Regions from separate parts of the Homo sapiens genome. Here region 1 is linked to region 2. Evidence: read pairs that join two places in POLR2A ChIA-PET (ENCODE). Cell type or tissue: Panc1. All regions are shown on one strand. Each heading gives the region's core, and the rest is flanking DNA. Links, peaks and the distances in the headings are about the cores only.

Region 1 (9,837 bases), core at 1,060-9,059, 220 kb before region 2:
GACACTGCCTTTTGTACTTGCTTTCCTTTAATTTTTGAGGTAGAACATATGGATTGTCTGAACTTCCAGCACTAATTTTAGAGTGTGAGGGTGGTGAGAACTAACCTGACCAGGAGAGCAGCAGAAGGCTTAGAGCTGCCTAAGTGCACTAGTGCCCGGGAGAAGCACTCCAGAAAACAGGAGGAAGAGTCAGAAGGGAAAGTCAGAAGTGAGGAAGAGTCAGAAGGGAAATAGGCAAAGATAATCTTTGCCTATTTCAAACTACTGCTGCGGATGGGGAGGGCGTAGTACTGCCCTGAGGAAAAAGGAAGAAACTTTCTTTCAAGAGCTTAGCCTAGAAGTGGCCATCTAGTCTAAAGCTAGTCTTTCTAGCCTGAGTGCTTTTGGTACTAGGATCAGCTAAAAGAGTTTTCAATTGAATTTCATGTATTGTCAATTCTGAAAAACAGTTTAGAATTTACTGCATGTTCTATTGCAATGACTACTGAAACAATAATGGATTATAAGGCTGGGCACGGTGGTTCACACCTGTAATCCCAGCACTTTAGGAGGCAGAGGCGGGTGGATCACCTGAGCTCAGGAGTTCAAGACCAGCCTGGGCAACATGGTGAAACCCTGTCTTTACAAAAAATACAAAAACTAGCTGGGCACAGTGGCCTGTGCATGTAGTCCCAGCTACTCAGGAGGCTGAGGCAGGAGAATCGCTTGAACCTGGGAGGCACAGGTTGCAGTGAACTCAGATGGTGCCATTGCACTCCAGCCTGGGCAACGGAGTGAGACCTGTCTTTTAAAAAAAGGATTATAAGATAAATCTCAGCAGTAAAAAGTCATTCTCATATGGCTCACATTCTGTGACCCAGTTAAAAATAAAAAAGTAAAAGATAGGCTCAAGCTTCCTATATTATGCTAAAAATAATATTTTAACTAATTCATCCTATTGAATAAACATTTATTGGAGAAATGAATAAGTGAATAAATAAAGGAATAAACATAAGGAGAACAATGAGAAAAAGGGGCTAAGGACAGAAACTTGGGAAAGATATGTATTTATATAAAGGCAGAGAGGAAAATCAAGATGGGGAAGGAGAACTGGTGAGAATGGTATCACAGATGTTAAGAGGAAATGACCAACAGTGTTACATGCTTTAGAGGAAGTTTAGTAAAATAAAGATTAAAAAAAAAACAACAACAAAAACATGAGAAACTGATGAATATAAGAGGTCACTGGTGATTTCTGAAATTATTAGAGAACAGGTGAGTAGAATAAAACAAAAGGCCCTGACTATAAATCTTCAAGGTTGGAAAGGAGAGCAATAAAATAGTCACTTGGGCTGGGTGTGGTGGTTCATACTTATAATCTGAGCACTTTGGGAAGCCAAGGCAGGAGGACTGCTTGAGCCCAGGAGTTTAAGATCAGCCTGGGCAATATAGGGTGACTCTGCTTCTACAAAAAATTAAAAAAAAAAAAAAAACTGGCCAGGTATGATGGTGCATGCATGTAGTCCCAGCTACTTGGGAGGCTGAGATGGGAGGATCGCTTGAGCTTGGGAGTTTGAGGCTGCAGCAAACTATGATCATGCCGTGACACCCCAGCCTGGGTGACACAGAGAGACACTGTCAAAAAAAAAAAAAAGCCACTTGAAGAGTTATTACATCTAAATTTATTGTTTAATGAATCTCAACAGGGCTCAACTAGATGAACGGTGAGATTTTATCCAATCCTTTGATTCTTGAGAATTAGAAGGGTCCCAAGTACACTAAAAGGGAAACTCCAATGGAGGAGAGAGAGGAAAAAGAAAGATCACTAGTAGACTGAGGACTCTGAGATACGTCTGGTAGTCAATATGGTCCCCATTTCTAAGGCATGGTTAGACCCTGAAAACATCATAAAAAGCAAATATCTAGAATTTATATTAAACAGCAAGATCCCTGATGATATCATCAGATATAACATATGAGGAAAAAGCAGCTTGGTTCTGCAAGGAAGACTCAGGACTTCCTATTTTTATGGTGAGGGGAGGATGAGTGGGGAGAGCTCTTTAAACTATTCTGCTAATACTAGCTCTGTAGAGTACTGATAGCTGTTACTTGGGGGGAATTGGGGAAATGCTGGGTAAACAAAATTAAACAAGGTTTTCCTTTTCTTCTTTTTTTTTTTTTTTAAAAAAAAAAAACAGGATTTGGCAGGATTTTAAACTGTGACTCCATGAAGGGAATTCGGTATACAGCATTTGTAAACCCAGTTTCACTGAGTATTTTAAAAGAAAGCAGTTGTAGAATATATTTTGGAAAATGATGATTTAAGATCATCAAAAATCCTATGAAAGAATTCCAACCAAAATGTTAGATACGAGTTCTAAATTTCATTTTAAAGAATCAATATGTCAGTATGTTCAATTCTTTGCCTTCTACTTTTAAACTTAACTTCCTCATAAAGCAACCTTTTTCGATTACTGCTCCACCCTGACTCATTCCAGTTACCAGCTCCGCCCTGACTCATTCCAATTATGTGATACCTGCTCCGCCCTGACTCATTCTCCACCCTGCATAACCATTTTTCCCACCAAACCACTCACCCTGTCACTCTCTTTAAATTAGCCAATCGGAATTAGTTTAGCCTGTGCGGTCTAACCCTAGCCAATAGGGGAAGGACGCAGCAGCAGGGGCCACGTGCGTCAGGGATAAGAACCCCTTCCCTTCCCTTGTCCAAGTGTGAGCTCACCATTGCTCCATCTGTAAGGGTGCACCCTTCTATAGAAGTAACTTGCCTTGCTGAGAAAAAGACAATTTTATATTTGAGTGCTATTTCTTTTGCGGCACTGAAACTTTATTTATAACAAAAAGATCATTTAAAAAAATTTTTTTTAAATGTTCTTAGACAGGATCCTGCTCTGTTGCCTAGGCTGTGCAGTGGCACAATCATAGTTTACTGCAGCCCTGAACTCCTGGGCTCAAGCGATCCTCCTGCCTCAGCCTTCCAAGTAGTTGGGACTACAGGCACGCATCACCGCACCCAGCTAATTTTTAATTTTTTTTTTGTAGAGGCAGGGTTTCACTATGTTGTCCAAGCTGGTCTTGGACTCCTGCTTCCTTCTGCCTCCACCTCTCAAAATGCTGGGATTACAGGCATAAGCCATGACACCCAGCCCAAAAGATCATTTTAAAATTTACTTATGGATTTTTATTTCTTGACTTATGGTTGTTTTCATAATCTGAAAGGCAATTTTTCTAAAAATAATTTTAAATGATAGATAAAATATTTTAAAATCTTTAATACAATGCAATAAATTGGCAAGAAAGCAAGGAATATGCAGACCAAAATATAAGTAGAAACTTGGAAAGATAAACAGAGCACTGAAGCTAAATTTTAACTTAGGAACTGGTGGTGAGCAAATTTTAGTATTAGTTGTGAACTCAAGAGACTCAAGGGATAGGACAAAAAGACTAGCACTTGCTAAAGGGAGGAAGTCCATTAGAAGAATATAAACCAAAAATGAAATCCTGAGCCCTACAACCAAATGAATAGACCCCTGGCCAAAGGGATCCCAGCGAAACCTGAAAAACTGAATTCCTGGCCATAACAGGAAGGGAGGTCAGACACGCCCCATTACGCCCTCTCCCTTTTGGTGTTTAGGTAAAATTACAGATCTGACAAAACAGACTCTTTGTGGCAATAAGATACCAGATTATAAACACGACCTAAGGCCATGCAAGGCAGGGGTTAAGTCATACCCTATAAACCATAAAATCTCATTAAATGGGTTTTTTTTAAATTTTTATATTTTGAGACAGGGTCTCACTCTGGAGGCTGGAGTGCTGTGGTGCAGTGTGCGCTCACTGCAGCTGCGACCTCCTGGGCTCAGGTGATCCTCCCACCTCAGCCTCCTGAATAGCTGGGAATACAGGCATGTGCTACCACGCCCAGGTAATTTTTGTATTTTTTGTAGAGATGGGGTTTCACCTTACTGGCCAGGATGGAATCAAACTCCTGAACTCAAGTGATCCTCCCACATTTGGCCTCCCAAAGTGCTGGGATCATAGGCATGAAAACAGGTTTTTAAAATTATCCCAGCATAAAGCAGCTTCCTTTCCAACCTGATTCTGATACAGCATCACATGATAGATAGAAGACCCTGAAGGAAATCAAAATATTTTTCTTTGACATATTGTGAAATGGCCCTGCAAAGTCATCTGTTGTGGGAGAAATCTGCATCTGTAAAGAATCTCCATTAATGCAGCCAGGCCTTCCCTTTCTAGGACTTTCTCAGCTGTGGGAGAGATTAGCTGGGAGTCTGACACTTTTATGGTCTAAAAAGAGACATGTACCATCTATTCTCTCTGAGGGCTACTACCTATGAGGCTTCATCTACATAATAAGGGCTTTGACCTCCACAACTCCCTTATCTTGACTCAAGCATTTCTTTCTACTCTACTGACATCAAGTATTTATACAAAGCTTAACTCTTTCAATCAGTAGCCAATCAGAAAATCTTTGAATCCACCTATGACCTGTAAGCCACCACCCCACAAGATATCCCACCTCTTTAGGACGAACCAAGGTACACCTTCCATGTATTGATTTATGATTTTACCTACAATTTCTGTCTCCCTAGAATATATAAAATTAAACTGCAACCCAACTACCGGGCTGTGGTCACTCCTAGTGGCTCAGAATAAGCCTCTTTAAAATATTTTACAGATTTGATTTTTCAATTAACAAGAATGACAATAATCCTGGGATCTCTAAAGCCATCTATGACACCAGATAGAAAGTCTGAGATGTAAGAAGATAACTGAGCCAAAAAAGAGATAAATATGTAGGTAAATCTAAACACACATTGACTGTATAAAACAATGACAATACTGTCTTTTGATAGCAAAGAAAGTTAAGATACAACTAAACTATACAACCATGGTAGCATAGACTTTCTAAGGGAGTGGATTGGAGTTAGATTTTGATAGATTTTGATAAATTAAGTAAGCCTTTAAGAATTTCTGTATTATCATGAAAGAAACAGAAATAGAGTGGGTTGCAACTTCCAAACTAGTGGAGGAAAAAATGGAATAATAGGAAAATAAAAAAAAAAAACAACAAACCTGAACCCAAGGGAAAACAAAAAAGAAGTGGAAAAAGAAACTCAGAAAAGGGAAACAATTGGCCGTGCGCGGTGACTCACGCCTGTAATCCCAGCACTTTGGGAGGCTGAGGCAGGCGGATCACGAGGTCAGGAGATCAAGACCATCCTGGCTAACACAGTGAAACCCCGTCTCTACTAAAAAATACAAAAAATTAGCCAGGTGTGGTGGCAGGCATCTGTAGTCCCAGCTACTAGGGAGGCTGAGGCAGGAGAAGGGCGTGAACCCGGGAGGCAGAGCTTGCAGTGAGCCAAGATCGTGCCACTGCACACCAGCCTGGGCGACAGAGCAAGATTCCGTCTCAAAAAAAAAGAAAAAGAAAAGGGAAACAATCAGAAAAAGAAAAAAAATAAGATGGTAGGAATAAATGTGTTAGTGGTGGCAAATATCTGAGTCTCACAGCACCAAATATGTTACCAGTCAAGGTATCCAAGGTATTACTGATGGTGAATCCATATGCGTCTGCAGCAAGCTCAATTCTTGCCTCCTCAGAAGAAAGAATTGGACTGAGGGGCATAAGGCATAAAAAGAGACCGAGGCAAGTTTCAGAGCAGGAGTGGAAGTTTATTTTAAAAAGCTTTAGAACGGGAAAGAAATGAAATAATGCTTGGAAGAGACCCAAGCGGGCACGTGAAGGTCAAGTGCCATTTTAACCTTGATCCTAGGACTTTATTTATACGCTGGCCCCTTTCCCATGATTCTTCCCTTAGGCTGGGCTACTCATAAGTGCAGTGCCCTCCTTACACTTGGGAGGTGAGCATGCGCAGTGTGTTTAGGAAGTTGTATGCACGCCCATCTGTGGCTTTCTTCCCTTTTTGGGTGGTGTGCCCCTGGGAGGTCATACTCTGCCATTTTGTCTCTTAATGCTCATGCCCAGGAAGTTGCTTCTCCCTGGTGCCTGCATTCAATTAACACTTTAGTGTACCAGGTGTGGACAATCAGGAAATGGACTCTCCCTGGTGCCAGCTGCCAATTTATCACTTTTAGAGAGGCAAAGTGATAACTGCCCAACTATCACCTGACATTCCTAGAGGGTGGGGGACAGCTTTCTCCTGCCCCGCTCATGCCTGTCTAACTACTTGTAACAAATACAAATACAATAACACAAATGGACCAAATGTTCTGGTTAAAAAAACAAAGATTGACACTGAATCTAAAAACAGAATCTAAATATTTGTTGCTTATAAACAACATATATATATATAAAACTTAAGGATACACGAAATTTAAAGGATGAAAAAATATGTACCAGGCAAATACCAAAAGAAGTTGGGGTAGCTATATTAATAATCAGAATATAAAATACTCTTTAAGGCAAAATGCATTACTAGGGATAAAATGAAGCACTACATAATAATAAATAGCTCAATCTACCAGAAAGCTATAACAATTTAAATGTATATAAACCTAATAACTTAGCCTCAAAGTATACAAAGCAAAAACTGACAGATGTAAAAGGAAAAACAGATAAATTTACAATCATGCTAAAATATTTTAATATACCTCTCTCAGTAACTGATAGTTCAAGCAGGTAGAAAAATCAGTCATCATATTGAAGATTAAAAGAAATACTGTAAACGTTAGAGCTAATAGATATGTATAGAACACTGTATACAAAAACTTGCTTGCTCTAATGGACACTGCACTTTCTAACACTGTACCCAGAACTGTTCACATGGATTTAAAAAAATTGACCTCATACTGGTCCATAAAATAAGTATCAGGGCTGGGTATGGTGGCTCACACCTATAATCACAGAACTTTGGGAGGCCGAGGTGAGAGGATTGCTTGAGCTCAGGAGTTCAAGACCAGCCTGAGTGATAGTAAGAGCTCATCTCTACAAATTATTAAAAATTAGTTGGGTGTGGTGTCATGTGCCTGTACTCCCAGATACTTGGGAAGCAGAGATGGGAGAATCACTTGAGCCGAGCAGGTGGAGGCTACAGTGAGCCATGATTGTATCACGTGGCCTTCCAGCCTGGGTGACAAAGCAAGACCCTGTCTCAAGAACAAAACAAAACAAAAAACTATCAGTAAATTTCAAAATGTTTTGAATCATATAGACAGAGTTGTCAGCTCACAATGCAATTAAGTTAGAAATCATTAATGCATGTAAAATACTTAAAATTGTACCTGGTACATAGAAAGTACTCAATAAATGTTATTATCACTGAGGCTAGGAAATGCTTAGCATATCACACTCTATTGTGATTATCTATTTACTTGTATGTCTCTTCACTAGATTATAAGCAATTTAATGGCATTTTTATTAAGAAGCAGTTATCAATATTTATGGCAAGTTGTTGAATGAGTGATATGCCTTTTTGAATGTCATACAAAGCTGAAAGAACAGTAGAACAAATGATCTTACTAGGTCTTGGATTTCCAGAATTAACATTGAGCGTAATCAGGATTTTCCTTTGAATAACGATTTTCATTTACTCAACAAATATTTATTGAGTATCTACTATGTGCCAGGCATGCTGTAGCTAATGAACTCAGGAATCTCTTTATCCCAGGAGGAAATAGGGATGACAAATAAGAACACATTTTAAAGGGATGAGATAAATTCATGGCTGAATAAGATACATCCTTAAATTAGAGGACAATGATGTTCTTTTATGATGTCTCTGTGGGGACCTTTGTTGGAGCCCAGTTACTGGTTAGATAGATTTTTAAGTCAGAACAAGTAATCTTTTGTTTTAAATTCAAGAACATGAGTTTTACATATAAAAAGAGTGACTGTTAAAACTCAGTAGCAGCTCTCCCTCAGTCAAACCTCTGGAAATGAATGTGTGTGAGAAAGGAGAGGGAGAAAAGAAATATGAGTCAATGAGAACTTCCTTCAAAGAGAATATTAAAATCAACTAAAATATTACTTTGAAGGCAGTCATTACCTTGGAGTCGTGTTTAGGTTTTTATTTTAAAATACAGTCAGGCCATGTAGGAAAACACCGCACCTTTTTCCTATGTGGTATCTCTGCAAGGTCTCCATCCTCTCTATGGATTATATATAATAATCCCAGAATGCAGCAAAAAGTATGAATCATCTTTTTCTTCCTGACTTATTCCTCACCCCCTTAGGACACTGCTATGCACAAGAATGTCATCTGTGTCCTAGCACATCTGAATTTCTTTAACAGAAATGCCTTGCATGTTTCTGAAGACTGTCATGAGGCCCAAGGCAATAAAGTTCAACAGACTTGAGCTGTAATCTTCTCCCAAGGAAATGGTTGGGATGCCAAGATGCCTTTTGACTTTGATTTCACAGCAGGGCTTCATTTGTAATGACACTGTCCAAACTTTAAATGACAACAGCTGTGATATGAAGCCCTACACACTCATTTATAATAATTTTCCACAAATTAAAAAAATTAAACAATGGGGAATTTCAATCCATGACCAATTAGCAGGGAACAGGCAATCATAAAACATTTAGACTAGTGGGCACTATTTATTATCTTACAAAATGTTTACTCATTGTAGTGCATGTCTCAAACCTGTGTGCTGCTCAAATGCTGATTGCAAAATATAAATAAAAAATTCTTTGCAAATCACGTTAGAGACATTCTAAGTTAATTAGGTTGAAAGAGGGAAAAAATTTACAACAATAAGTCTACAACTATTGACACAGCAACCGCATTCCAGAATTGTGTGGTTATCTGTTGGGGAATCAGTCCATAAATACACAATCTGAAGTCCCCTGTGCTTTGGCCAAATAATAGCATTGTAGTAATAAACATACCAGACATTTTATAAACTTGCAAGGTCTTGAATACTGATACATGTTTTATTCTGAACTTTGCTTTGTAATTTACCTTTAATTTTCCTGCTACAATTGAAGAGTGAGCCCTGCAATCTTAATTTCCCATTATCCTCAATTACTTCGTACTTTTAACCTAGATACCTTTGAACTGTTGTTGCCAACATTCCAGTTTGATAAAACTCTGGAATCTCTAAAAAATGTTATATTTAAACATTAAAGAAAAAACTAGATTGAAAGGAACAATGTGTTACAGAACTGACTTTCCTTTAGAGTTTAGATTAGACACAGCTCAGAAAAAAGTTTTTTTGAATTGCCCAAAACACTGAAAACATTTGCATCTTCTACATAAGGACAAAAATTAAAAACACAAATTCCTCTCTGTATCACATTACTCTCCTATTCAAAAATTCAGCTATTTTCTGACCATTATAGAATAATGACCAAACTCTTCTGCCAGGCTTATTAGCCCTTCTCGGTACGGATCCACCTCTCTACCCACCCGACCATATGGGCCCCTGCCACAAGCTGCTGCTTTAGTCAACCTATTTTATTTATCACCTTCTATTCCACATCATACTTACTCCTACCATATCTAATACGGTTGAGGAAGCCCATCCATGCTTTGGTTTGTCATTTACATGCTTTCTCCTTGGTATTTTCATATGCATGCCCCCATATTTCTCCCTTCTTTCCAAGTACAATGTTAAGCAAAAAATAGGCAAAAGGATTTTTTTATTACAGTTTCAGCTTCAAGTTATATTTTAACATTAAATAAACCTACAAAACCATAAAGGATGTACCACAGTTTTGAATACCACTGTTATTTATATGCACAATGACTCCCATTGCAATAGAAGGTGAATGCTAGGCTTGACAAATAATATCAAGCTTTATTTTAAGTTATTTGAGTGAATGGACCAAGTCACTTTTAACTT
Region 2 (9,837 bases), core at 1,255-9,254:
GATATGCTGTTATCTTGTATACACTGGTCAAAGTCATTGATAAGAGAACCTGACATGTCTGTTTTCACATTATTTCTTCATTTATTAAAGTGATTCTCTGTTTTAAACTCTGATGGCTAAATTAATAAATAATTGCTTAGTAAATTGGAGTCCGACAGTATGTGAACCAAAGAATGTTTAATCTCCTGGGATAAAATTATTTATAGGGTCATAAAAAAACCACCTACCTAATATCTTGTGGTTACAATTACTTATGTTTTTATGTTTATTTCAGTGTTTCTCAACTCTGTGCTGTGGAATCAACCTGGGAGGCTTTTTAAATTTTGCAATATCAAGACTCCATCTCAAATTGTATAAATCAGAATATCTTGGCAGTCGGGCCTTAGAATCAATATTTTAAATTTTCTAATTATGGTAAAAACATAAAATTTATCATCTCATCCATTGGTAAATGTATAGTTCAGTAGTGTTAACTATGTGTACACTGTTGTGCAACAGATCTCTAGAACTTTTTCATCCTGCAAAACTGAAACTCTATACCCACTGAACAACTCCCCATTTTCCCTTCCCCTAGCCCCTGGCAATCCCATTCTACTTCCTGATTCTATGAGTTTGACTACTTTAGAGACCTGTTATAAATGAAATTATTAAGTATGTGTCTTCTCATGACTGGCTTGTTTCACACAGCATAATGTTCTCATGGTTTATCCATGTTATAGCATGTAATAGGATTTTCTTCTTTTTTAAGGCTGGATAATATTCTATTGAATGTATATACCACATTTTCTTTATTCTACTGACAGACATCTGGGTTGCTTCTACTTCTTGGCTGCAGTAAATAATGCTGCAATGAATATGGGTGTGCAAATATCTTTGCAATTCTCCTTGAAGTTCTTCTGGAAGTACACCCAAAAGTGGAATTGTTGAATCATTCAGTAAATATAATTTTTTTAATTTTTAGTTTTAATTTTTTAAGGACCCTTCATACTGTTTCCCACAATGGCTGTACCATGTTACATTCCTGCTAATAGGGCAAAAGGGTCTAATTTAATCCACATCCTCAGTAACACTTGTTGTTTTCTGTTTGTTTTTTCTTCTGTTTTTTTTGAGACAGAGTCTCGCTCTGTCACCCAGGCTGGAGTGCAGTGGCGTGATCTCAGCTCACTGCAACCTCCGCCTCCGGGTTCAAGCGATTCTCCTGCTTCAGCCTCCTGAGTAGCTGGGATTACAGGCGTGTGCCACCACGCCCAGCTAATTTTTGTATTTTTAGTAGAGATGGGGTTTCACCATGTTGATTAGGCTGGTCTCGAACTCCTGACCTTGTGATCCACCTGCCTCGGCCTCCCAAAGTGCTGGGAGCTAGCAGGCGTGAGCTACCGTGCCCAGCCATGCCCGGCTAATTTTTTATATTTTTGGTAGAGACGAGGTTCCACCACGTTGGCAAGGCTGGTCTCGAACTCCTGTCCTCAAGTTATCTACCTGCCTCGGCCTCCCAAAGTGCTGGGATTACAGGCTTGAGCCATCACGCCCCGCCTGTTTTTTGTTTGTTTGTTTGTTTAATAGTATCCAACCTAATGGGTGCGGTGTGACATCTCATTGTGGTTTTAATTTGCATTTCTCTAATGATTAGTGATGTTAAGAAACATCCACATAATAACATCCAGTCAGAAATACGGGATCAGCACTCAGAAGATAATGCATAGATAGGTAATGGTTGAAATACAATTAGATGAGAGACAAAACTTTCAAGTAAGACTGGTTTGCTTCTTCCATCTAAGACAGCCTGCTTCTGTCTTTGAAATCTCTCCAATCTCTCCTTTTTCTATATTCTTTCAATCCAATTCTGCTCTTAAGAAAGGATTTAATATGACTTGAGGAACATTTTTTATTTCTCCCAGGGACATTTATGTATGAAGTCTTAACACTGTTAAAGGAAAGATATATCCCCCTCCCACCACCACATGGTAAGGAGGATGGGATAAAGCCTTAAGACTTAGCTACAAGGCAGAGGTATGCAGGGCTAGTATTCTCGAAACCAATTTTACATATGACTAGCAGCTGATCCCCTATTTCACCTAAGACTGACAATTTTTAGAAACAAAAACAACCAACATTGATATAAAAATATGCTTTTGTACAAGCCAAGCATTTACTTGGGAACCTGTAGAATAAATTACAGTTGTCCTCTTTTACCCACAGTTTCATTTTCTGTGCCTTCAGATCTGAAAATATTAAACAGAAAATTCTAGAAATAAATAATTCATAAGTTTTAAATTTCATACCATTCTGCATAGTGTGATGAAATCTGTCACCACTCCATCCAGCCTCGGACAGAAATCACTCCTTTGTCCAGTGAATCCACAATGTGTATGCTATCTGCCCACCTGTTACTCACTTAGTACCATCCTGGTTATGATGACTGCTGAAGTATTACAGGGTTTGTGTTCAAGTAACCCTTATTTTACTTAGTAATGTCCCCAAAGTACAAGAGTAGTGATGCTGGCAATTCAGATATGCCAAAGAGAAGCCATAAAGTGCTTCCTTTAAGTGTAAAAGTGAAAATTCTCAAGTGAATAAGGAAAGAAAAAAATCATATGCTTAGGCTGCTATGATCTATGGTAGGAATAAATCTTCTACCCATGACATTGTGAAGAAGGAAAAAGAAATTCATGCTAATGTTGCTGTCACACCTCAAACTGCCAAAGTTACAGCTACAGTGTATATAGTAAGTGTTTAGTTAAGATGAAAAAGGCATTAAATTTGTGGGTGGAAGACAGGAATAAAAATGTATTCCAACTGATGGCAATCAAGTGGGTACTGTCCACAGTTTCAGGGTGGGAGTCTTCGAACATATACTCCTCAGCTAAGTGGGGACTAATATATATTTATGTATTTTAGAGTGCACAGCTAGAACTCAGAACAGGCCCTAAAAACTTGCTTAATATTTGAATTATGAGACTTTTCCAACATCTCACTTGTTCAACACCCTCAATTATGTGGCACACAGCCAAGGTCCTAAAAGTAGGCCAAACAAGCAAACTATAAAAAACTAAAATTAGATATCACAAATCTTTATTAAAAGGCACTTGATTTTCCTCATAGGAGAATCATTTGACACTCACTCAGTTATTAGATACTATTAGTTTACACATAATTCTAGCAAATTCAACTAGTCATTTTCCAATTTATAACAAATGCATTTACACTGGGGGTGAAGATGGAGACACGGGAGTCTCAGCACGCACAGTAGGCTAGGTCAGCCCTTCATACCTGCACACTTACACATTACTTGTATGCATCATTTACTAGAGTAGATTACAAGAATTGAAACTCTATAGAATAGCCTTAGTCATCAAAGGTTAAATTATATTAGTATGTGCTCTCAGAAATATGCATAGCTTGTACAGCATGTAGTTACACACACACATACACACCCATACCTTGTCTCCGTTTTTCTTCTGCTTTCTGCCAAAAGCTATTCAAACCTCAACCATTTCATGAGTCACCACACAGGCAGCTCTTACTTTGGCTTTACCTCTCCCTGCTTGGTTTCACCACTCCAATCACCTGGCTCAACTATAGAAAACCCTTCTGATTTTCCCTACTGAAGGAAACATCAGGGTTAGAGTGTCACAAAACACTACAAAACCGAAATGAATCCATGTATGCTCATCTTTGAAAGAGAAAGTCAGGGAGGAAGAGTTCGACAAACAGAAACAGGAATAAGAAGGGAAACATAGGGTTCAGCTCACAAATACTTGCAATTTATTTGAGTACAAAATATTCATTCCTCTAAGTAGTTTATTTATGACAGACACTTTGAGGTACTGTATACTCTAATCACTTGTTCTACTTTATCTGTCTTTAACATTACTAGGAAAAACTGAAGGATTTCCCTGTTATCTGGGTAGTTTTATAAATCCCGACAATAAAAAATCTACCAAGAGAATGTGATATTTAAGTTTTTGTATTCATATTTTTAAAATTCTTTTTAAAAATACAAAAATTAAAATCACTTATCCCTACTTGAAAAAAGAGAGAGAAATCTACTTCCTAACAGTGCCTAATGGTTATAGATCTCCACTAGTTCCTGTTGTATTCAGAGTCGAGTTTAATCTCTCTCCCCTAGTCTTGACTATAAAGTCTTCCTTACAAAAAAAAAAAGAAAAATATTTTCCTTACTTCCACTAACATAAATAAGCTTTATTGTCTGCATTATTCAGACCTAGGTATAAACATACACATGTAATAATAGCTTTTTAAAATAAAAATGTACATTTGTCCACATCTTGCTTTTCTCACTTAACAATGTCATTCTTTTCTACACTTCTCAAACATGGTGTATTTACCTAACAACAAGACTACTGAGACGGTTTTCAGTATTTTGCTATTCCAAGAAACACCAATGAATATGCTTATAACAAATTAGAATCTCACTATTAAAGTGTGAATATGAACAGCCTAACACTAATAGTTAGTTATAGAAACATTTTATGGTTTGGCCAACCTGATAGCCAAAATCTTCATTCACTTTTATTTTAGATTGCCTTTAAAAAATTATGACTGAGATTGCAGGCAGCTTCTCATGGTTTCTGGCAATATGTGTTTCTTCAGTGAACTGACAGTTTGTATTTTTTTGGTTGTTGTTTAGTTTTACTATTAAGTTCTAAGGTGTTTTTGATCAAGGTAATCAACCTTTGTATCTTTTAACTTGGTTGACAGTATCTACCACAGTACACTAACATTAAGAAAATTTATCCTTCCAATGGCATACTAGAAAACTGTTAACCTGCCTACTTACTCTATCTGATTAGAGTCTAGACACTGTGAAGTTCCATGTAACTTGTACATTTCCGTCCTAGAGAAAGCAGAAACCCAAAGGTTACCGTTTTATAACTTTTTAGAAAATTAACCAAATTTGTATCTAATCAATATTATTCTGAAGGCATCATTTTTCAATTTTCCTGGAAAGGTGAACTATATAAGTCCCTATTATTCAAATGCTCTAATATCAAGTTTTATTATCTTACTGGTTCCTACTTTAATTAAAATGTTGAATGAGTTTTTGACACATGTTCATTCTGTATTTTCATGAGAGTCATTTTTCTAATGTGTGAAAATTTCCTGACATTTAATTTATTTGTAGATAGAGCTATCACAATGTTATTCCTTTAAAGCACCTGGGCTTTCTCATTAACTGAGGAAGGTCATCTCCATCTCTGCACTGTGAAAAAATAAAAACAAAAAAATATATATACTCATCTATTTTCCACAGATTAAAAAAATTTTCTGGCTGGGCGTGGTGGTTCACGCCTGTAATCTCAGCACTTTGGGAGGCCGAGGCAGGCGGATCACCTGAGGTCAGGAGTTGGAGACCAGCCTGACCAACATGGCAAAACCCCGTCTCTACTAAAAGTACAAAAATTAGCCGGGCGTGGTGGCAGGTGCCTGTAATCCCAGCTACTCAGGAGGCTGAGGCAGGAGGAGAATTGCTTGAACCCGGGAGGCGGAGGTTGCAGTGAGCCGAGATCTCGCTACTGCACTCCAGCCTGGGTGACAAGAGAGAGACTGTGTCTCAAAAAAAAAAAAAAAAAAATTCTACTTAGAATTTTACCATGAATAGTATGATTATGCAGTTTTACTCTTTCAATATGTAATGAATTATATTGATATATTTCATTATAATGAAACATACTGTACATCTCAAATGAAAACTACATAGCATATTACTCTCTCAACAGACTACGAGATTCGATTTTCTAATACTTTGCTTAGGATTTTTGCAACCATATTTTCCCTTTTTTGCTATCTTCATTAAGTTTTTTTTGTACTGAAGTAATGCCACCTTCATATAATACAGTGAGATGCTTTCTATATTTTTAATATTTGGAAATAGTTTTAATAGTAATTTAAGAATTTTCAGTTACTTGTTAATGAACGACACTAGAAAGGGCAGTAAGTCTATAAAACTACATAGCCTCCTGCCTTTTATATGTGTGTCTGTCTGTCATATCTTTAACAACTCTAGATTTAAAGAAAATTGTAAATATAGAATACAGTCCTTATATACCCTTCACTCAGCATCCTCCTATGTTAACATCTTAGAGACAGGGTACAGTTGTTTGAACTAAGAAGTTAGCATTAGTATAATACTATCAACTAAGCTACAGACTCTATCCAGATTTCCCCAGTGTTTCCACTAATGTCCTTTTCTGTTCCAGGACACTATACTGCATTTAGCATCATGACTCTTTAATTGTCCTCCTCTGCTCTGTGATAATTTCTCAGTCTTTTCTTTTTTTCCCATAAACTTGGCAATTTTAAAAAGTATGAGTCAGAAATTTTGTAGAATGTTCCAAAATTTGGGTTTATTTTCTGTGTTCTCATGCCTAGACTGTGTTACGGATTTAGGGGAAGGATACCACAAAGGTGAAGTGATCTTCTCATTGCATCATATTGGGAGGTACATTCTATCCACATGACTTATTACTGGTGATGTGAATCTTGGTTACTTAGTTTTTAACAGTCCTTTTCACTTCATCCATCGTTATCAGTTTGTTCAGGTTTTCTCTCTCAAGTTTCATTCTGATACTTTATATTTTATTTTAAAATGTAATTGTCTCATCTAGATTTAATAACTGTGTATGTTTAAAACTGCACAAAATGTTTTATCATTTTTGGTACTATCTAAATCTGTGGTTATACTGCTTTTCTCAACCCTAATACTGTATATTATTGTTTTCTTTCTCTTTTTTCTTAGGCTTCTTTAGGGTATACCTAATTTGTTCATTTTTGGAGTTTCATTATCAATTATATTTTGGTTTTCTAATTTACTGTCACCGTTGAACTCTATTATGTATCAAAGGAATGGTATTTAGATCTTGATAAATGGTCAATGTGTTGACAGATCAAGAAGGAAAGAGGAAGGCAAAGGGAACAAGCCAGATGACTACAGCAATAGAAGGCTGGAAAATATGGAGCATGTGATCTGTAATCTGGTCTAGCTATAATATATAATACATGCAGGAATGAAAAAGAATAGATGTAAGCAAGCAACATTAAACAGGTGGGAATAAAATATTATATTTAGTAAATAAATACTGAAAAATTAAACACAAAATTTCATACAATCCAACAATTTTACTTCTGGGTATATATCCAAAAGAACTGACACCAGAAATTCAAACAGATATTTGTCTATCCATGCTTATGGCAGTACTAGTCACAATAGCCAAAAAGTGAAAGTAATCCAACTGTCCATCAATGGATGAATAGGTTAAACAAAATGTACTATAATCATACATCAGGATATTATTCATGTTTAAAAAGGAAAGAAATTCTGATACTTGCTATACCATGGATGACCCTTGAAGTCATTACACTAAGTGAAATAAGTAAGACACAAGAGATCAAATAATTGCATGATTCTACTTATAAAGGGTACCTAAAATAGGCAAATCATAGAGACATACAAGGGAACAGAGATTACCAGGAGGTAGGGGCAAAGGGAAATTGAGAGTTTTTTAAAAAATGAATACAGTGTTTCAGTTTCGGATGATGGAAAAGTTCTGGAGATGAATAGCAACAACAGTTGCACAACAATGTGAATGTACTTAATGCCTCTGAATGGTACACTTACAACACTTAAAATGGTACATTTTATGTGTATGCATATTTTATCATAATTTAAAAAATTAAATAAATACAGATTCCTTACTACCTGGAATTAAAGATTCTACATAATTAGTTTGAAATGTTTTTCACATATTATGCTTTACTATTTACTGACAAAGTGTCTGGCTCTCTCAAAAGAAAGTTTAAAGAATGAATGGGCAAAACTGTTTCCTCTTTTAGGCTGGTCTTAACCTCACAATATTCTAAAAGAGTCATGCTAATTCCTCCAATGCATCCTTTTCTATTGTTGTTATCTCATCAACATCCCTCCATTGCCTCCACAGTCCACCTCCCCATCTATATCTTTATCTTAACCATCTTCTAAGGGTCAGTTCTCCATGGAGTCTTTCCCAATAATTCTACTTGATGGTTCTCTATCTCTATTTTCTATCCAAAAATCCTTTTGTGTCAAAGTATGTCATTTGACTACACTTTTTAGAATTTTATCTATTAACATCACCTAACAGTTAAATATATTGTCTTTATCTACTGGAATAAGACCGAAAGCACCTTAAGAGATAGGGATTTTGGTCATGCTTCTTTTATATCCCTATATGGCCTAACACAGTGCTAAATAATACAGAACAGAATACACAAGTGGTTAAGAGCTCAAGATCTGCTGTTACTAACTCAATATAAAAACCACTTCTACCACTAAGTAGGCTACGCAAATTATGAGGCTAAGCAAGTAACGAGGTTAGGCAAGTTACTTAATCTGAGTCTCTTCTTTCTCACTTGCAAAATGGCAAGAATAAAAGTATCTATACTTTATAACATTATGTGAGCATTAAATAAAATAATGAATGTTAAAAGAACATAAGCACTCAATAAAGGTTAGCATTCAGTATTACTATTAGAAGTGTCTGATACTATTTAGCCTAAATGATGTTGAGCAAATTTCTGAGAAGTTGAATTATAAATGAAACTCGATTTTGGTGACTCTACAGCGCACTGGTGACAAACTTGAGAAAATAATACGATTAAACACACACTTGTTTGTTTGCCAGTTCTTTAGCTGTCTTCCTAACTACACTACCTTCACGAAGTCAGGCATTGTATCAGTTTTACCTACTACCATATAGAGAGCACCTAAACACAGAAGTTGGGAGAAGTATACTGCGCACAAATTTGGCATTCAAATAACTACTGAATAAATTAATCAAAAAGCTAATATTTTGTAAAATTCAAACTCAGATGCTTACATTACTAACAATAACACCTCTTCCTCTTTTCCCTGTAAGAAAAGATGATTCTGCCTCCTTGAACAGTAAAAGCAGAGATTATATTTTTTACAAAGGTAACCACAGAATATCAATCTGTTTCAGTCCCTGCCTATTTTACAACATGCTCTAATCCCAAGAACATATGCTAGATAAAGAAAAATAATCTGTAGTTGTACATTACACACTGGTTAAAAACTCTGATGACTCTGGCAATAGATGAAACTACAGTACTAAACCTCAAGGTCCTAAAGAAAATACTGCTGTTCAGACTGAAAATGAGAAACAGTATACTTTGGCAGTTTTATTAATTTATAAACTCAACTTGTAGAAAAAAGAATGCTCAACAAAATAAAAGTTGTGAATTTAGAAAGTTGCAAACATTTCATCTGTTTAAAACACGTAGGGGAAATAAGTTTGTTTTCTTTCAAACCACATTTGCTAATAAATACATGTTTATTTTCCCGCTTCTTTTCTTACCTAGTTCTATTCAGCTATCAAAACAGGAATTCCTTTCCACCTGCACCAACGTAGATAGTATCCAAACAATTAGACTACAGGCTAAAAGAGTCATGTTTCCCATGAAATACTATTTCTTACTCCTTTGTTACCATTTTCTTGGTGATAAGAAGCATTGAGAAAAATGGTTTTGTTATTTGCACGCAATTTTCTCTCTTTTTTTTTTTTTTTTTTTTTTTTTGAGACACAGTCTCGCTCCATCAGGCTGGAGTGCAGTGGCACGATCTTGGCTTACTGCAACCTCGACCTCCCCAGTTCAAGCGATTCTCCTGCCTCAACCTCCTGAGTAGCTGGGATTACAGGCATGCACCACCACACCCAGTTAATTTTTGTATTTTTAGCAGAGTCGGGGTTTCGTCCTGTTGGCCAGGCTGGTCTCGAACTCCTGACCTCAAGTGATCTGCTGCCTTGGCCTCCCAGACTG

What was found. Peaks named below come from ENCODE experiments on the same cell type or tissue, not always from the same donor. Only the 100,000 strongest peaks of a DNase experiment are listed, where the experiment ranks them.
Region 1: POLR2A ChIA-PET joins it to region 2 with 12 read pairs; 3 of 35 experiments call an interaction of 5 or more read pairs at or near these places.

What each region holds. Positions count from the first base shown.
Region 1 is chr11:9,897,883-9,907,719 of GRCh38, forward strand. All of the region lies in intron 16 of SBF2 (SET binding factor 2), which reads right to left. All of the region lies in intron 1 of LOC101928008 (a long non-coding RNA gene), which reads left to right. Among named protein-coding and RNA genes, the nearest start is that of LINC02709, 140 kb to the left of the region's middle. RefSeq lists an enhancer at 8,126-8,710. In Panc1, for the core only: no CTCF peak of the experiment used is centred there; DNase peaks (open chromatin) are centred at 2,479, 8,479 and 8,709; H3K27ac peaks cover 8,000 bases.
Region 2 is chr11:10,119,532-10,129,368 of GRCh38, forward strand. All of the region lies in intron 2 of SBF2 (SET binding factor 2), which reads right to left. Among named protein-coding and RNA genes, the nearest start is that of SBF2, 170 kb to the right of the region's middle. In Panc1, for the core only: no CTCF peak of the experiment used is centred there; no DNase peak of the experiment used is centred there; H3K4me3 peaks cover 287 bases; H3K27ac peaks cover 5,838 bases.